2 separate regions of the Homo sapiens genome follow, and region 1 is linked to region 2. The links are chromatin contacts, found by Hi-C or POLR2A ChIA-PET in ENCODE. All regions are on one chromosome and are shown on one strand. The core of a region is the stretch at or near the end of the contact, and the rest is flanking DNA. Distances in the headings are between cores, read along the strand shown. Region 1 overlaps LINC01182 (long intergenic non-protein coding RNA 1182). Region 2 has its middle 140 kb from the start of LINC01085.

Region 1 (6,953 bases), core at 1,582-4,081, 59 kb after region 2:
GGAGTCAAATCTGAGAAGATAGAATAAGTTATGTTTACTATTCTCCTTCACACATACAAAATTTGGATCATACTATATATATAGATCTACAACCTGACTGCTTTCACTTAAAAATAGATTGCAACATTTTTCCATGACACTCAATTTTCTTCTAGGCCTTCAATTTTCTCTTTCTTTGAAAACCTATTAGAGAATAAATGAGAATATCAAGTGGAGTAAGAATGGCAGAATTATGCACTTGGGCCCTTCCCACCTGCATTTGTAGGGTTTTCCCTGGGCATTCTGAGTGTTTATGTAAACTGAGAGAACCTCAGTGTTACCCACTTGTAACTGAGGTTCTCTTGGTTTACATAAGCACTCAGAATTCCCAGGGAAATATGAGGTTCTGCCACTTGTTTCTTTTCTTTCCCCATTTGGTTAAGACTAGGTACAAACACATAGTCAATGATAATAAATTAATTAAGCTACACTGAATTAAATGGAAATAAAATATACTGAATTGAATTGAACTGTAAAGAAAACAAAAAAAGAGGTGTAATATTAGTCTGCACTAAATCCAGGACGAAGAGTCTCCCAAAACAAAATGTGGCAGGTGATTTTAAAGAAGATTTGTTTTTACTCTCAATAACTTCCGAAAAGCAGTAAAGAAAAACATCCTCCAAATGTTTAGAGGTTTCTCTCTTCATCCCACACCAGGTCTTTAGATCTTTAAAGGGAAAAAAAAAAGTTTATGACAAATGATTTATTTTGCTAAAAGAATAAAGTTAATTTATATCTCCAAAGGGCATTATAGATGAAATTGCAATATTTCCATGTTCCCAAAATTTTTACTCTTTTTTTTCCACTCTAACACTACTCCCAAAGAAAAAACTATTGCCTTGAAAGTTTTTCAAAATATCCTATCACCCTACCTTTGTCCTTGGTCATTTCCAACCATGCAGAGCTTTTAATGTCAGGACCATCAACATGAAAATGCATGGCTATTATCAAAAGATGTTTTTCTAAGCCTACATATTCACTGTAAAGCATCCCAGAATCCTCTAGAGTGAATGTTAATAAGCACAATAGAGTTGGAATTGATGGTCTTGAACTCTTACCTTTCTACACTGATCTTCAGGAACTGTAATGTGAAAAGCACAAAGCTTCCCTCAACAGCTACTATACAATCATGGTAGTGTTAATAATAACAACTATCAATCAATTATACAAGCTAGACTTGATTCCATCATTTAACTCTTATGACCAACCACACTCTGTGAAAGAGACTCTTAACATCTGAACCATATAGATGAGCAAAGGGAGGGTTTAACGACTTGCCTAAGAGAACAAAGACAGTAACTGATGGAGCCAACAATGATATTCTTGCTTCTGACTCCAAAATCCACACTCAAGTTTTGTGCCTGAAACCCTATCTCTCTTTGAGAGAGAATAAGAATAATATTAGCTATCATTTATTAAGCCTTTCTGAGTAGGCCCTACCTTACTTGTTGCTTATAGATATACTCAATTTGAACTTATTCCACATTAGCATCCAAAAAATGCCACATCATTTATTAGTCGAAATCGAGTAAAGTTCATCTGTGAGCCCACAGTGGGAAGAATGGCAGGAAGCCCAGTGGATGTCATTAGTGAGGGGCTCCTCCTCCTCTCTACACTTAAATAAGCACACCATCATAGTTCCTGGCCCAGAACATTTGGGAATGAGCCCTGTAGACATCACCTTGTCTATGTTACTTCTAAATTGTACTGCCCAGGGTCTGGCCTCTGTGGGTTTGCACCTGGCCACACCCTATCCAGGGTAATACATGTCAACAGTGCCCAGGCCTCTGCCATTTTCAGAAACCCCAAACCCCTTTTATCTTCCAAGGCAGATAAATACCCAGCATCAGTGTATATGCCAGTGTTAGGAAACCAGTCTTCTGGGGTTAGTGCTGAAGAACTAACACCTTCTACCATAAAGGCCTGAAAGAGCTACTTTAGGAATTTGAACACACCAAAGGAATCTTCCATCCACCATGAAAAGAAAAAAGAAAAAATATGTATGTGTAAAGGAACTACATTATGCCATACACTTTGCCATGTCCTGCTGTACTTCGCCTACAAAACTGCAAGGTAAAGATTATTATAATTGGTTTTTAAGATGAGTAAACAAAAGATTAGAGAAGTTTTTTTTTTTAAAAAAGTCCCTAAATTGTACAGCTATTTCACTCTTTGCAGACAGCCTGAGGAAAACTTTTAGCTAATCTTAATAATAATTACCATTTCTTGGGCTCTTAGTCTGCACCAAGGCAGTATACTAAGCACTTTATATCCATTAGTTTCCATAACAATTCTATAACTTACTTCATTATCTCCACCTAAGAATGAGAACCACTGGAGCTCAGAGAAGCTAAGTCTTTTGCCCAAGCCACACATCTGGGAATGAGGGAGTCCAGATGTGAGCCTCTATGTTAGAAGTCAAAGTCGGATTCTTAACCCCAGCACAGCACAGCCTCCCCTCAAGGCTTTCAAGGGGAAGTGTGGCCCCAAAAGGACTGCGACTGTAGGGGAGATAGGTGGATAGAGCAGGCAGGGAGAAAAGTGGAAAATACCAGCTAGTATTCCTGGTACTCTCTGCACCTTACCACTGGAGCCCAGGGTACTCATTTTACAGGAATGACTCACAGGACAAAAGAGCAGAGGCCTTGCTTACTTTGTTTTGCAAACCATACCCTGTAGAATGAGAATAATTATTAGTCATCTGCAGGCCTTGTGATGCTTGTAGCTTAGTCATTGAGTAACTATTATAGATCACACATTCCTATTCCTTTGGATAGAGTCTCAAGCCACCTACACAATCCTTAAACAACTTCTCAAAGTCCCTTGAGCTGGGGGTGGTGGAAGACACACTCTCCAGAAGCTATGCATTCTTCCTACTGAGAGATGGACACCTTGTGGCCAGTAGCATAATGAGAAGTCTTTCAGCAGAATGAACAGGCATCCCTCTCCTGCTTTCAATGACCCACACACTCTTCAAATTGTCCTTCCAGCAAGAAAAGATACTCCAAGCAGTTTTAAGTCTTCCTTGGGGGCATAGGAGTTTCATGTCAACTAGGTTTGGTTTACATTTATGAGAGATGCTGCCTTATGTGAATGAGATAGGAAAAGAAAATACAGCAGGCATATGAGTGAGTAAAGGTACCAAATTCTAATAAAAATGATATGAACACATATGTGGATGTCCATACGCGCACACACACACACACACACACATACACACCACTTAATACCTTAATGAAAAGAGTCACAGCAATCTGGTGAATAACTTACTTATTTTGTTTTCCATTTTGAATTCTAAGAGTGGAGCTACTGAGATGACTAAAACAGTTGCTGTCCTTAAAGAACTCAAAGCTTAGTGGGAAGACAGAAACAACATTAATACAATAAAACCAAAGAGGTTATTATGAAAGCTCAGAGGAGAAACATCCAAACCAAATGGAGTTGAAGGTTAGGCAGAGGATGAGAAAGATTTCCTTGAGGCGATGAGAGCAAAGCTGAGCATTTTTTAACACACACCTGTCCAAAGTAGAAGCTGTTAATGCAGTACCCTGGCAATCTAGATGAGCTGGCCCCATGATTGAGGATATCATTCACATATACTATAGCAGTAAAGATGCTTTGAGATTTAAATAATTGAAAGCTTAATATCAACTCATTTAAACAATGAGGAATAATTCTGCCACATAACAAGAGGTGTAGGGAGGCTTCAGATATAATTTATCAACTCAAAGACATCATTTGAAACTCAGTTTTTTCCCCCATTATTCTACTACGAAATCCCAACAGATTTTCCTAACTGTCTTCTGGATCACAAGGTTGCTGCTGCAGTTCTGGACACCACGTGCAGACACAAAAATATTCAGCAAAAGAAGATATCTTTTCCATGTAACAATTTTTTATGAACAAAAGTATTCCCAACAGCTTCCCAGCAGGTTTCCCCCTCATATCTTATTGGTCATAATTGGGATACTATGATTGGATTACTAAGAAGTGAATAGAGGGAGGCTGTGATCTCCCCAAGAAAGGCTTGGAAAGCATGAAGAGGGAGAAGTATTTGTTGACTAGGTAGATACATTTTTTGGTACATTGGGAGTGGGATATGTGGGAAAACAAACCTATCAAACATGGTGCAAACCAAACTCTTCCCATTGGAAATTCTGACGGAACACTGTCTCTGAATTGATTGACTTATTTGAGGGAGTGTGCCATACTCCTGTAAATGGGGCTGTATCAAATGCTAAGAATTCCAGGTCTAAGCAGATAGAGCCAGAGGACTAGTCTTGGTACCATAGAACTTTTATGCTAGAAATGACCAAGAGGTGATGATTTTAGAGATCTGAAAACTGCTCTGCCATTTACTCAATACATGCTTTGTCCTGGCCTTTGCTGCCTGCTGTAAAATGCTTTGCCCATCTGCAGCTTTGGGCCAAGACTGGATGCTTTTCTGAGGGTCCTTCCAGCTCTGAAAGTCATGAATCATCACGATACGTGATGCAGAAAGTCTGATTCATCATGATACGTGACGCAGGTTCCTAATATTCCTCATCACCAGCACTTTATGATATTTCATATTGTTTTTAGCGATCTCACTAGAATGAAGATTCTTGAGTCAGCCTAGCAGATAACCAGACAAATTGTTGGTACTCTAAAACAAAAACAAAACAAAACAAAACACTTAAATTGGTTTTATGACAGAAGAGCTGAAAAGTACATGTGATCTTTCATTTAGTAGCAGCACTCCTGGAAAATCATCTTATATAAATTATTTGAATTTTTAGAAAAACTTGAAGCACATTTTCATCAAAATGTTATTGATCAGGTGTGAAAAGTACAAAACAACTAAATATCCAACTCTAAAGCCTTGTTTATATTAAGTGTGGTATATTCAATGAGTGGATTATAATCATGAAATGTAAATTTTAGAGACCTTATAGCATGTAAAAAAAAAAAGTTACATGTTACAAAGTAAGTGAAAAGTGGTACTAAGTTTTATTTACACTATACTGATAATTATGTAAACCAAACAACCCAAGCATTTAGAAGGGAAGAAAAAAAAACTTAAAGGAAAAAGACAAAATGGTGCATAGTAGCTGCACTGAGAAATAACTCAAAGGTCAATTTTTTTCTTTCTATTTTTTTTGACACTCCCAAAATGTTTATAATGAGTACGCACTGGTTTTATCATGGAGAAACACAATAAAAATCACTGATGGATTATTTGATTATCTTTATTAACTCAGTCTTACCTATTACTGTTGTTGACAGGAATAAATCCAGGTGTTTAAGAATGAATTTCATTGGCAGAGCTTGATATTCCAAACCTTGCTTCATGTTATCAAGCTTTCCTCCCAATCCAAACTTCTCTCTTATTACGGTTCAAACGACAATGCACAAAACTCTTTGCAGAACCTGATCTGGCCCTCCCATCTCCCCATCACCACCCCCTGCTTTTGTTATACCAATAATTCTTCCCAAGGTGCCCTTTCTTCTTTATTCCACTTCTCTCTACTGGCCAATATCAGAAAGCTCAGCTCAAACACTCAATACCTTCCTGAATGATCTTAGGCAAATTATTTCACTTCTCAGAGTTTCCACTTCTAAATTTCTATAAAATGGAAATGATTTTTAAATTGCTTTTTCTCACTACTATTACACAAAAGTTACTGTACCTGGCACATAGTAGGAAAACACACACAAAAATAGAAAGGGCAGCTTTTCCTCTGAATCCCTCTATCCCCAATTTATAGCTGTCTCAGTGCCTGGCACTATAGAAATAACTTAATTCATGTTTATTGGATGAAAAAAATGCCACTAGTGCTGCTACCAGGCCCTGACAGATAAGGACCTGTGGCTGTGTGATTTTTAGATGACTTATCTACATAAGAAAGCACAAAGTAAGAAAGTAGTCTAAAAGAGAGCTTCCTTCCCACATAGAGAAAGAGCTTTATTGACTTTGGTCAGAAACGGACTCTGGAAAACCGCCTGCAGGCATCTCTGTAAGTATTCGCCTACAAAGCAAAGAATATCAGAAAATAAGACGGAAAAATTTCTCATCCTTTTCCTCCCCACCCCCACACAAGGCGCCTCTCTCAAAAGGAGGATTTGGTTGTGTTTTTAAATGGACTTTTGCACTTTTTCAAAAATCAGCTAGATACCAATGCATCCCCACAGCTGAATAAGCACCATTAGGATGAAAGATGCATCCTGGGGGCAGCATAAACTGTGATCCAGCTGCCCCTCCAGCTTGTGCAACTTCTCTTGTTTGATGAGAACAGGGAGGGAGTGGAGTGGCCTGTAGGCTATGTCATGCAGGGTTGGCAGCCTCGAAGTTCATTTTGAAAGGAGAGCCACAGTGCTTGGAGACATTACTGAATTTCAGCTTGTCCACTCAGAAATTCCATTGGTATAGAATGGTGAAGGTGCTTCCATTCTGCTCTTCTAGAGAAACCAACCCTATTCACAGGCAAGGAAAGTAATCCTCTTTCTTCAATCTGCAAAAGTTTGAAGCAGCCCTTTAGCATAATCACTCTTAAAACAAATAAAAATAGAATACTGTACAAGCCATATCATCTTGTTGGTAGATGGTTCTAAGGGAGGAATATTTAATGGGACAGTGAGTTTAGGAAAGAGCAGTTTCTTTTGGTTCTGTGAAAGAAGTGTGCTTGAGAAATGTTATTCCAAATCCATTAAATTATTCATTCATCCATTCATTCAACAAACATTCAAGGATGAACTACTTTTCATTTGCCTTTTTATGTATTCATTCAATAAACATTTACTGAGCACAGAATGGATATACCATGCACTTTCCTGTGTGTTATGAAGAATATAAACAGTTAATGCTTACATTGTTGAGTGATTATGCTATGCCAGTAATTGTCTAAGATCACACAGCTGGTTAGTAGTACAGCCCA
Region 2 (7,277 bases), core at 3,991-6,490:
ATGGTGGTAAATTGAGTAATAATAACAATATAGGTTATGGGAGGGAGAAAAGAGAGGCCTGGCTAGCAAAGGTGGTTTTGTTATGTAGGTGAAACCTCACAGGTAGCAGCCCTCAAAGAGAATAGTTGGTAAACATGTCTTTGAGACCTTTAAAGGTGTCAGGCTATTGGTTAATATTTTCTGGACCTGGAAAAGGGAGGACCTCAAAGAAAGCCTGGCAGCATCAATGCAGATATATTTTCCCAGGTGCTAATCTCCCCCGCGAAAGACAGCTTTTTCAGAGATCCTTCTGGTTGCATACTCTCTGAACAGCCATCTCAAAATATGTCAAAGCAGTATATTTTGGGGTGCAATATTTTAGTTTCATTCATAGCCAAGTTAAACAGGAGCTGTGGATAACCTGGGGCTCCACCACTTGAGATTGGCGTCTGAAATGGGGTGCAGTCTTGTGAAGCTTACCCCTTTTGGTGGAATCTGATGCTATCTAGAGACAGAATCAGAACTGAGTTAAATTAGGACACAGTCAGTGCCCATTGAGGAGAAGAGAATTCCTTAATGTGGGTGAGAAAAAACCTACACATTTTGGTGACCAGAAGTAAAGTGTAATGAGTAAAGAAAAGAAACAGTATTTGTTTTCTTTTTCACTCCCCTATTCCCCTAAGGGAAAGCACTTGGTTTCAGGGAAGGGACACAAGCACACAAGTTTTGTCGAGCCACAGCAACTCTGTTGCCTAATATGGTGCTGCACTCAGAATTGTCCCTTGATCATCCTCACAGACTCATGTCAAAATGCCTGAGATCAAGAGGTTGCAGGTAAACAGCTGAAGTAAAGAAGCAAACAGTGCTCAGTCATCAAAACATGAGGGAGCTCTCTTACACACACACACACACACAATCACACACACACACACACAATCACACACACACAGTGTCTATGGGATATTTGGAGTGTAAGACAATGGCATTTTAGTAACCTGACTCACCCTGCTCAACTGATCTGAGAGTGTGTCTAGAGGACCAGTGTACCTTCAGCCCGTAGCACAGCATGTGATACAGAGTAGGCGCTCAAAATACTACTTTCAGTGAATAAATAGAAGACTGGAGTGTCTAGATATTGCTGTCTTATTATTGAAGCTTTTGAATTAATTTTTAATCACTCATTTTCTAAAAAGGAGCAGTGAGTTTTAAAGATGAGAGCCAAGTTGAATATATGCCTGAGTTCAAACGGGATCTTTCACAGGCTATTTGGTTTTCTGAATTTCAATTTACCAAACTGCAGTAAAGAGCTGGTCCCAGAACAGTGCTCACCCAGAACAGCGAGCACAGAATACATACTCATTCTTTCTCCTTCTTTATTGGTAACTTTGATCCTCAGTGACCTCTTTTTATCTGAACAACAGGAAATAATCTTAGGAGTCAGGACACCTGATCTTAGCACTAAATCTCTGGGCAGTCAGTTAAATCATTCAGGACAGCCACCTCTCACATGCCTAATCAATAAAATAAGACAGGAATAGGCATCTTAGCAGGTCTTTGTAAAAAGGAAAATAGGTTTTACCTTCAGCAGAAAACATAACAAATCCCACTTTTTCAGTCTTGCTGTAGGGGTATCCTGTGCATTGTGGAATGTTTAGAACCATCCTGGGCCCCTCCTTTCTTTGTGTTAAACAAAAGATATTTTACATCCTATATCCCTACCCTTCACTTGCAAGCAAATGTATACCCTACTTTGAATAAGAATTAAAAACAAAACACACTCCTGGGTACAAATTTGAGTCCTCACCACATTCTCATCCCTTGCCATCTGAAGAGAGGCAGGAATCCTTCTCCCTCCTACTCTCATACCAGCCAAGGCCACAGGCTCTTTTCATAACCTCTGGAGGCTACTCCATAGTAAGGACCATACTGCCTCCCTAACCCTTCCTTACTGCTATTTAAAACCTTGTCACAGCCGGCATGGTGGTTCATGCCTGTAATTCCAGCACTTTGGGAGGCAGAGGTGGGTGGATCCTTTGAGCTCAGAGTTTGAGACCAGCCTGACCAAAATGGTGAAACCCCATCTCTACTAAAAACACAAAAATTAGCTGAGCATGGTGGTATGCGCCTGCATTCCCAGCTACTCGGGAGGCTGAGGCACAAGAATCACTTGAACCCAGGAGGCAGAGGTTGCAGTGAGCCGAGATCATGTCACTGCTCTCCAGCCTGGGCGACAGAGTGAGACCTTGTCTCAAAAATAAATAAATAAATAAATAAAACCTGGTCGCTCATCCCCTGGGAAAGCAGAGCACATCCATTCTTACTCTGCAAACCTGTAGATTTCTGGTCCCCAAATTCTACTTAATCTTTTGAGAACATCAAGCTTTTTTGTCAAAATTGCGGGGACTTGATCCAACAGTTCAATTTCTGGGTGTATATGCAAGATAATTGGAAGCAGGATCTGAAGAGATATTTGTATACCTATGTTCCCACATTTCTAACAGTGTTACTCACAATGGCCAAAAGGTGGAAGCAACCCACATGTCCACTGATGGATGAATGGATTAACCAAATGTGGCCTATTCATGCAATGTGGTTTTATTCCACCTCAAATAAGAAGAAAATTCTGACACGCGCTAAAAAATGTATGAAACTTGAGGACATTATGCTAAGTGAAATAAGCCAGTCACCAAAAAACAAATACTGTGTGATTACACTTATAAGAGGTACATAGAGTGGTCAAATTCATAGAGACCTGATAGTTACCAGGGCTAAGGAAAATGAGGAATGAGGAGTTAGTGTTTAATAAATACAGAGTTTCACTTTTGCACGATGAAAAAGTTCTGGAGATTGGTTGCACAACAACGGAAATATACTTTATCCTAGTCAACTGTACACTAAAAAAGCGTCAAGATGGTACATTTTCTATTATATGTATTTTACCACAGGCAAGAATAAAGTTAAAATAGAAAACAAAAATGGAGGATCCTATATCCTCTCTCCATCTCTGCAGCATAGATTCCACAACCTACTCAGTAGTTTTGTGTCTGCATTTTGCTTGCACTCACTCTTGTTTCTTAAAGTTATAGGAGAACATTTCTTCCTCTCTGCATGATCCTTCCTTGGCCATTGCAATAGGAATGTTCATCCTCTCCTTGTCCTTTCCACTTCTCACGAGGAGGTGAGGCTTGTCTTACTAGGACAGGACAACACATCTCTTCCTTTCTTCTTTCCCTCTCCCTTTCTGGAGCCCAAACTCTGTGTCTTCTCTAATTCCCACCTTTGTCTTCATCAGGGTCACATGTGAGCTGTCTTCTGCATCCTGCCCCCGTGGGATATGCTTTTTCCAGGTCCTGCATTGGGTAACGTGGTCCATTTCAGCCGTGGTGCCAAGTTCAACTGTCCAACTGCAGCTTTGCTGGCAATAAAACTGGCTTCCTTAGAATTATTATCTGGTTCCTGGGGCTATTTTTTACTTGGTTCAGAACCCACAGAGAATCAGTCATGATTAGTTATTGCCCTCTCTACCCAAAGGTCCAGAAACAAAGCACTCTTTTTGGTTTTGTATCAACCTTGAAAAACATGAGAAGCAATGGCCTAAATTAATACCCAAATAATATAGTGTGTTCCACCCATTATTCAACAATTATACTGGTAGTTGGTCACTCTCTTAATATGTTTTTCATTTTTTTATCATTTTTTTAAGACAGAATCTCACTCTGTCACTCAGGCTAGAATGCAGTGGTGTGATCTTGGCTCACTGCATCCTCCATCTCCCGGGTTCAAGCAATTCTCCTGCCTCAGCCTCCTGAACAGCTGTGATTACAGGCACCTGCCACCATGCCTGGCTAATTTTTGTATTTTTACTAGAGACAGAGTTTCACCTTGTTGGCCAGGCTGGTCTCGAACTCCTGGCCTCAAGTGATCCACCTGCCTTGGCCTCCCAAAGTGCTGGGATTACAGGCATGAGTCACCATGCCTAGTTTATCTTAGCATGACTTGAAGTTGTCACTTCACTGAGAAGATCTTAGGTTCCCCTTTACAGCTCCAAGCTCTGTGTCAGGTGCAGAGTAAAGCTCATGTCTGTTCATTGATTGATTGATGGTTATTAGAACACAAAAGAGAAAATAATTCTCCAAGGACTGCCCTTTTTGGTCACTTTTACATGGGCTTGGGCAGATGTCACCCTTAGTAGTTGGCAGCATGATAGAGCAAAAAGAATTGGAAACTGGGAATAAGAAATGTCTCATCTAACTGATTTAGATGAATCATTCATTTAAATTTGGTGAATTTAGGCATCAAGTTGTGTGGCAAATTGCTCACCCTTCTGAGTCTCCATTTCCTTGTCTATAAAATTAGGGTCTTTGCATTGATGTCTAAACTCCCTTCTATTTTAAACATACTCTTAATTGTATGACTCAATTGTACTTTCAGCTCTGTATTTAAGAGATTAAAGCAGAAAAAACTCTCCCTTCCCCTCCCACTGCCTCTGGCCTGCAGAAGTGTCCAGCAAGCATTTTCCTTTTTGCAGGCATATGGAGGATCCAGCAGGCTGTTGAACCATGATATCAAATGCCAGTCAGAGGATCCCCCACTGGGTTTTTAAATCAACATGGAATGGTTCTGACCCAGTGTGAGAGCAGCTGAAATTGACAATCCAAGGGTATCTGTGGGAGGTAGCCCAAGGAGCACTCTTGATAACCAAAAGGAACAAACATGTTCCTTTCATCAAACTATCAAAAACAAATCTAAGCCATGGGTTGTTTTTGGAGGAACACCATCCCTCTCTCCTTATTCATCCCCGCATTCCACAGTTCTTCCCTCCCTGGCTCAGCAGCTTGCCACAGGGGGAGTAAGCCGCCGTGGGTTATGAGCTGTCAGGCTCCGCATTTAAATATTACTCACCCAGCTCAGTTGAAGGTACAGGTCAGCCAATAGTATTAAGTTAACTACATTGGGAAATACATTATCTTTTGGGTCACAGGGGTACAATTCAATGAACAGCAACAGGATTTCCTGGTTGATAAATGGTTCCACAAGAGGTTATAGCTTGCCTGCCCTAGAAATAATAGCAATAATCCCCTACATTCATATTCCACTCTAGAGTCTATAGAGGATTTTCACATCCATTATCTCTTAGGACTTTCTCGAGGGAGTCAGCCCAGCTCAGGAGAGAGGGCAGAGCACAGACATCAGCTCTCATGCCTGCTTCCCGGTACACCATGCTATGACTGGGAAGTTCTGTTGCCTCTTGGCGCCTCAGTTCACGAACTATAATCAGGAAATACCAATAATATCTGCCTTGTAGAGGAACCAAGGAGATCAAATGAGGTGATGTTTGTGCATATTAAAAAAATGATGTCATGGAAAAGAATCTATTAGAAGTGCTCTATAGAAGCAAAATTAAAAATCATAAAAATAAGCTTTAATTTATCTGCTAAAACCTTATAAAACTACAAAACCAGTAGAGCTAAAAATCACTTAAAGATATTTCTCTTTTTTTTATTTTGTTTGGCATTCATTTATTGGGTACCTTTGCACAATACCTGTTAAAGCTAATCTCTGCCATCTAGGAACTTGGGACATTAAGATACATATAGATGTAACTACAGCTATGACTTAAGATAGAGACTAGAAATCAGGAAGCAAGGTCAGTCTAGTAAAAGTTACAATGACTGCAACTTATATGATGCCATTAAAGGAATCCTGAGGAATGAAATTATGCTGGACTGCGGCACTGATACAAAAGAGCTATCAATTATCAATGTCCCATAAATACCTATCAATTATCAATGTCCCATTATATGGCAGCTACTAGAAGTACCTCTCTAATCCTGGCCATCACCCTAAAAGATATTATTATCACCGTCATCCCCATATTACAGAAGAGATAATTGAGACTAAGGAAAGTTAACTATCATGTCAGCATATAAAACATCTGAGCCTGGGCTCACAACGTTATCTGTCTGAAGCCAGCGCCTTTGTCTCCTGCCCTGCACTATGCAATTTGCTTTCTTAGAAATCAGAGAAGATGAAACCCCTGATATAAGTTTTTTTAATTTTTTTGTTGGGCCCTGAAAGACTCAGAGAAACAGATTATGAAGTAAGCCATTTCAGGAGGAGGTCACAGCATGAATAAAATGAATAAATTATGAAAAAATATCTTTGGAGATATTGAGGTGTCCAGTGTGCCTAAAGAGGTGTTTGGCAATGGGCTATTCATTACTAGAAATTCTAACCACCTTTTGAGCTCAGATCTCCTAAAGACCAAGTGAACAGATGACTTCCAATGATTCCTTCCTCAAAAAATGCCCAGGCCCTTGCCTCTGTAACCCTCCCTGTAATCATTACAATCACTCTGTTGCTTCCGCTTGTCCCCATCTGCTCCAGACCAATCCCCAGTGCAAGTTCCATATTTACAATAAGTACTTGATTGTTTACTAAATGGTGAATGACACTGTCCTATGCTACACTAGCCTGCTGGTTTGGTTTGATTTCCATCTCCACTTCTAGGGTAGAAATAGGAAGCTCAAATGCCAATATTGGCAGACCGCCGCCACCATGACATCCCACTGAAAATATCAAATGGAGTTTTGTGCTTCCAAGCTAACATATACTGGGGACAAGCTGATTTTTCCTTTTTTTTTTTTTCTTGACATTGACATTTCTTTCTTTTTTTATGTTGACACTGATTCCCAAAAGATAACTTAGTATGTAACATCCATGCTTGATAGGGTGCAATTATGGAACATTCAACAGAGAAGGACAAATGAGGTAATGCATGACAAGGACAAGTGGGACAGGGGCTCCAACAAATAGTAGATATAGTTGGTCCTTGAACAACATGGAGGTTAGGGGCACTGACTCCAAAACCCTGCACAGTCCAGCATCCACATGCAAATTTTGTCTCCCCAAAGACTTAAATACTAATAGCCTTCTATTAACCAGAAGCCTTGTCAATAACATAAACAGTCCATTAACACATATTTTGTATGTTATATGTATTAATATACTGTATCCTTATAATAAAGTAAACTAGAGAAAAGAAAATATTATTAAGAAAATCATAAAGAAAAAATGTTTACTATTTACTAAGTGGAAGTGGATCATCATAAAGGTCTTCATCCTCATCGTCTCCATGTTGAGTAGGCTGAAAAGGAGGAAGAGGAGGGGTTGGTCTTTGCTGTCTCGGGGTGGCAGAGGCAGAAGAAAATCTGCCTATACCTGGACCCACACAGCTCAAATCTCTGTTGCTCAAGGGTCAATTGTATAGGCAATACCTATACCTCCTTTTCTACTCC

The links. A loop is a pair of places that touch in the nucleus more often than their neighbours do. ChIA-PET counts read pairs that join two places held with the same protein, here RNA polymerase II (POLR2A). Pooled maps may share reads with other maps.
Region 1: a map of HCT116 shows a loop between it and region 2 (2.7-fold over the local background). The contact joins two enhancer-like sites. A Hi-C loop is called at or near these places in 2 of 168 maps with a recorded cell type or tissue (HCT116 and sigmoid colon) and 2 of 50 pooled maps. POLR2A ChIA-PET finds 5 or more read pairs at or near these places in 3 of 52 experiments (AG04449, H1 and PC-9).

Annotation. Positions count from the first base shown.
Region 1 is chr4:13,903,314-13,910,266 of GRCh38, reverse strand. All of the region lies in intron 3 of LINC01182 (long intergenic non-protein coding RNA 1182), which reads right to left. All of the region lies in intron 3 of LOC107986182 (a long non-coding RNA gene), which reads right to left. Among named protein-coding and RNA genes, the nearest start is that of LINC01085, 210 kb to the left of the region's middle. RefSeq lists enhancers at 2,102-3,301, 3,996-5,195. Within about 2 kb of position 2,831, at least 7 of the 41 ENCODE cell types and tissues checked have a DNase peak (open chromatin) inside an H3K27ac peak, as active enhancers do.
Region 2 is chr4:13,964,239-13,971,515 of GRCh38, reverse strand. No RefSeq gene overlaps it. Among named protein-coding and RNA genes, the nearest start is that of LINC01085, 140 kb to the left of the region's middle. Within about 2 kb of position 5,240, at least 2 of the 41 ENCODE cell types and tissues checked have a DNase peak (open chromatin) inside an H3K27ac peak, as active enhancers do.